2 separate regions of the Homo sapiens genome follow, and region 2 is linked to region 1. The links are chromatin loops, found by intact Hi-C in ENCODE. Cell type or tissue: dorsolateral prefrontal cortex. All regions are shown on one strand. Region 1 overlaps NMNAT3 (nicotinamide nucleotide adenylyltransferase 3). Region 2 overlaps COPB2-DT (COPB2 divergent transcript).

The links. Hi-C counts contacts between places; a loop is a spot of excess contacts. Peaks named below come from ENCODE experiments on the same cell type or tissue, not always from the same donor. Only the 100,000 strongest peaks of a DNase experiment are listed, where the experiment ranks them.
Region 2: it touches region 1 in a loop (2.9-fold over the local background); 4 of 110 quality-filtered maps call a loop at or near these places.

What each region holds. Positions count from the first base shown.
Region 1 is chr3:139,561,028-139,563,527 of GRCh38, forward strand. NMNAT3 (nicotinamide nucleotide adenylyltransferase 3) reads right to left here. Exons shown (of 7, transcript NM_001401600.1): 7 at 1-365. All of the region lies in intron 3 of COPB2-DT (COPB2 divergent transcript), which reads left to right. Among named protein-coding and RNA genes, the nearest start is that of RBP1, 23 kb to the left of the region's middle. In dorsolateral prefrontal cortex, CTCF peaks have their summits at 1,257 and 1,456; a DNase peak (open chromatin) is centred at 1,263; H3K27ac peaks cover 1,060 bases.
Region 2 is chr3:139,505,923-139,508,422 of GRCh38, forward strand. The region is part of intron 3 of COPB2-DT (COPB2 divergent transcript); the gene reads left to right. Among named protein-coding and RNA genes, the nearest start is that of RBP2, 31 kb to the left of the region's middle. In dorsolateral prefrontal cortex, CTCF peaks have their summits at 1,056 and 1,260; a DNase peak (open chromatin) is centred at 1,075.

The DNA.
Region 1 (2,500 bases):
AGTGCTCTGGGTGCTTTTGCCTTTCCAGGTACTGCCCTTGGTGTAGAGGCCATGGTCCTTGATGTACGTGATGACAGCATCGGGAATCAGGTACTTTACGCTCTGCCCTTGGCCCAAGGCTCGCCTGATGTATGTGGCACTGATCTCATTCTGCACAGGCTCCTTGGCCAGGTGAATGTTGTGCTGGTGCATCCGTAGGATGGGAGATTCTGCGATGTAACCTTTTGGGTCGTGACCTACTCGGCCCACGCACACCAAGCCAAACTTCTCCACTATTTCCTGGATGTGCGCATCCTTCCAGAGGTTGGGGGTCTGGAAGGTCTTCAAGACGTCTGCCCCACAGAGAAGCTTCAGCTCAGGCACAGCTGCAAAAACAAGGATGGACCCAGTAAAGTTAGAGAGAGGTCACTGCCAGGAAAGACAACATCATTGGAAAGTCTCACAAAATGCTTTTCTTGGATGTATCGAGAACTCAGTGTCTCCATGTTCATGACTTGAAAAGAAAAAGCATGTAAATGAATCTGCAGCCATTTCAGGGAATACAGTTGTAAGTAATGATTTAATCAATACACCTTTTGTTTAATATTGGAAAAGTGCCAAGGAATACGATTTTTTTTCTTTTCAGTGTTCTAACAGAAGTCTGTCTGTGGTTGCTTTGGACCAAGGCAGAGTGCTCTAAAGGTGGCTGTGCTGTACCCAGTACTGTGTCTTCTGATAGAAGGTAAGGTTCTGAAAGCTCTGAGACCAACAAGCCATGGGCCTTGGACAAGTCACTGCCTTATTTGAAATCCATTTCAGCCCTTGTGTTACTAGGAACTAGTACCTGGCACTTTTATATAACAATCTCACTATAAAGATTAATTATAAAGGCTCTTTGGATAAACAAAAGGTCTCTAAGACTCCAGCTGGTGGCCTTTTCATTGCAGTTTCCAATAAAACAAAGCTCTAGAACAATGCTTAATGTGGATAATCCTTTGGAATGTGTTCTAACAGAATGCTAATTGTGATAATGAAATAATACATAACATTTATTGGGAGATTACTGTGGGCACTACTACTAAGCTCTTTATGTGTATAATACCATATGCACCCCAGAACAATTTATGAGGTGAGTATTGTGCCCATTTTATGGAGGGGGCAACTGAGGCAGAGAGAGATAAGTGACTTGCCTGAGGTCACTCAGTTAGGCAGATAAGTCAGGTGTCAAACCCAGGCAGCCATCCTCCAGGTGTGGCATTTGTAACTGCTGGGTTCTGCTGCTGCCTGCTGGTGGAAATCTGTACCTGCATTATACTGGAGAAGCCCTTCCTAGAGTTCCAGACTGATTTTCCTGGCACTATCCGTGTCCCTCTTGGTGAGCTAATCAGCAAAGGAAATCCAAGTCTATGCTAGAAACAAGCTGCAGGGTCTCTGATTCTTCCAGAAGCTGATCCCAGCTTCAGTAAATGGCAAAGACTGGGGTCCCAGAGTACTGGCCCCTGTCAGTCACCACAAAGTCTGAGTAAAGAGAGGCTCCAGGGCTACCATACTGGAGAAAAACTTGTGTAAATGGTCAGTTTAGGATCCTCTAAGGTGGAACCTTTAAAGGAATCCAAATGTGGACCAGAGAGATGAGTTCACACAAAAGCACTGGAGCAACTGTGGAATGGAAAGTGAGAGACTGGAGGTGTCATGGAGAAGTCTGAGTCCTGGCCTCAACTGGGCACAGGCTGCTGTGCGGCCAGAGCCAAGACCTTTCTCTGGGTATCAGTTTCCCCATCCATGAGATGATGAGCTCTAGACTCATTTAAAGCAACATATGCAATCACAGAAACACACTTTTCAAATGCTCTAGCGGCATAATACTGGTCTAGTAAACGATATTCAAACATTCCTTCATTCATGCATGTATGAACTCTTAGTGGTTACAAACTAAGACTCTAGAGCCAGACACCTTACACCCAAATTCTGGTTCTGACGTTCAATACCTCATGTGATCTCAACTTTAAAATGAGGATATTACCCTTCATTTATTCATTCATTCACTTATCCATTTACTCATTTATCTACCACTCTATTCATAGAAACACCCACTCAACATTTATGAATTGTCTCCCAGTGTCTGGCCTTTTTAAACCAATAAAACAGCATTTAACAATTATTCAGTAACTCACACTTTTCACTAATTTGGGCTGGTCCCATTGCTCACAACACATATGTATATTTGAACGGTTCTGCATCTGTGAAGTTTTACTCCAATTTCTTATCTATCCAACCAGTGTAGTATAAAGGAGAACAGTGTTTGGTCTTTCAAACAATTAGGTAGTTTTATGTGGTCTTCCTATGGGGGAGGTACTATGATGTGCATTTCATTCCAGGATTTGCTGGGACCTGGGACACACCCCCTCTCTTCCTACAGGTCAGAGAACAGAGAAGATACCACCTCCTTTTTCCAATAGATTTTTTTGTGGGGACAATTTCTGCATGTCAGTTTCAACATTGGGTACCGTTTGATTCATTA
Region 2 (2,500 bases), 55 kb before region 1:
AGAGCAGAGATTTTCTGAAGACATATCCAAGCATTATCTTCATACCCCAGATTAGGTGATGCAATGCCCACCTCATCTGAAGAACAGCACCCTCTCAGAGGTGGCCTCTTTTGTGGGCCAAAGGTCCCCACCTATGGCTACGTGGCAGGAAGATTTCTTAACACGGTCTGGAGGTCTTCATAGAAGGGCCATAAATGTAAGCATGATCAAGGTTGGGCTGATAAACACACTGTGTGAAGTTCAGGCTATTAATTAACTTATTGCACAGTTTTGTACCCAGTAACTTAGAGAACTCAGGGAGCAGCAGAGAGGGAGAGGTGAACAGCATGAGACTAGGTCCTGCCTGGCTAGAGAAAGTCTAATGGAGGCCCTGTGGTCATCAAATGGGTCAGTAAGAAAGAGTTCCTTGATATGCAACCTGACTTGGCCCCTGTCTGCCAAGATTTCAGCAGAACCAAACCAACTGAAATTGAGTAAACTTAGTTAGAAAAGAGTGACTCAAGGAGGGCTTCTTGGAGGAAGCACTTTTTGAGCAAGTTCGTAAGAATTGCTAGAAAGGGAAGGATCAGGCATTTTTCAGGAGAAAATGGGAAGGAAAATAATGTCGTGCAGGAGCCATCACATTCACTTCAGGAGACAAGCCTAGCTCAAACAGAAAGAGAGTGTTCAGATTTTCAGAAAAGGGACTTCAGGGGGCTTTAAACACCAAAATGAGCAGGGCAGATGCTACATGACAGGAATTAAGGTGCTACTGTGGGCACTGGAAGTTCCCTGAAACTAACTCCCCTGCCACTTCTCACAGTGTCTGAGACATCACAGAGGGTCTAAGAGCACTTTTTTGGATTAAGGCCTTGCTCCCTTAAGGTTCTTCTTTTAGAAGCAGAAAGATACTTCTTCCTTCTGGTAATGCCCCCACACAATGGACCAGCCTACAGCGCTACACCTGGGGTTGTGTATCTGTGCTTGCTAGAAATATCCCCTTAGCTTTGGAAGTATTTAACCCCCTTGCAGGGAGTCTTTCTAGATTCCTGCATCTCACACTGCCCTCTAGATGCCAGCAAGCTCCTGGAGCACTGGCCCTCTGGAGTACTCATTCAGTCCCTTGTCCTGATGTGACATTTCCTGAGTGAATGGCCAGTCATGGTTTCAGCACTGAGCCAGTGGTCAACACACATTTACCGAGGAATGAAAGACTTCAGGGAGATATCTCAATCCCCCAAGGCCATTTTGAAATTGTTATCTGATATTGCTCTCATTTATTTATTTTATTTCATTGGGGTTATTGCTCTTGTTGTAGTTGTTCTTGTTCTTGTTTGTCTTGGTGTTTTTGTTTCGTGGCTTATAATAACAGAAATTTATTCTCTCAGTTCAGGAGGCCAGAAGTAAGAAAAAAATCGAGATGTTGGCAGGGTTGGTTCCTTCTGCAGGTTCCAAGGGGAGAATCTGTTCAATGGTCCCTGCTATCTTCTAGTGGTTGCCAGCAACCCTTGGCATTCTTTGTCTTGTGAACACATCACTCCAGTTTTTGCCTCCATATTCACATTGCCTCCTTCTGTGTGTGTGTCTCTATCTCTTATAAAGAGAGACTCATTGGATTTAGGGACCACCATAATCCGGTATGATCTCATCTCAATCTCTACCTTAATCACATTTCCATTGAGTTAATTAAGTAATTAAGTTGATAGGAGAACTGGCATCTTATTCTATCCTTTAGTTTTGGACTCTTTAGGATTCAGAACAAGTTGAGGTTTGTTAGCTCTTTCCCCCACCTGCTACAGGGTCCCCTTTTTGTAGCTTCTTGGCACCCAGACTGTGCAATGTGTCCTCATGAGAAGGGAAGAGTCTTTGGCATCACAGAGACCCAGGTGCCAATCCCAGTGCTGCCTCTTAGTTCTGCCTACAAAACCCTGCAGAGTGGAAAGAAAGTCTTGCTGTGAACTGGTGTGCCAGACACATGGGGTTCACAAGACAGGGCACAGCAGTCCTTCCTGGTTCCAGAAACCAACCTGATTGTGTATCTGAGAGTTCCTTTATTAGTTATTGATTGCTTTGTAACAGATTACCCCAAGACTTAGTAGTTTGAAATAACACAAATATTTATTATTTTACAGTCCTCTGGGTCCAGAATTTAAGAGTAGCTTAGCTGGGCTGGAGAATCTTCTCTTAATGGTGGCTCACAGGCTGTGGGTGAGAAGTCTCAGTTGCTCTCCACATGTGCCTTTCCACAGGGCTGCTCGAATGTCCTCATGACCTAGTGGCTGGCTTCCTTCAGATCAAGTGGTCCAGAAGAGAGAGCAAGGAGAAAGCTATACCTCTTGTGACCTAGAGTTGGAAGTCACACACCATTACTTCTGCTGCCAGTCCACATTCAAGTGAAAGGAAATTAGTCTGCACCTTTTGAAGAAGCTGTGTCAAAGAATTTGCCAAAATATTTTAAAACCACCTCAGCTCTCTTCTCCTCTAGGTCTCTATCCTCCTTCTCCACTGCTTCATCTACTTA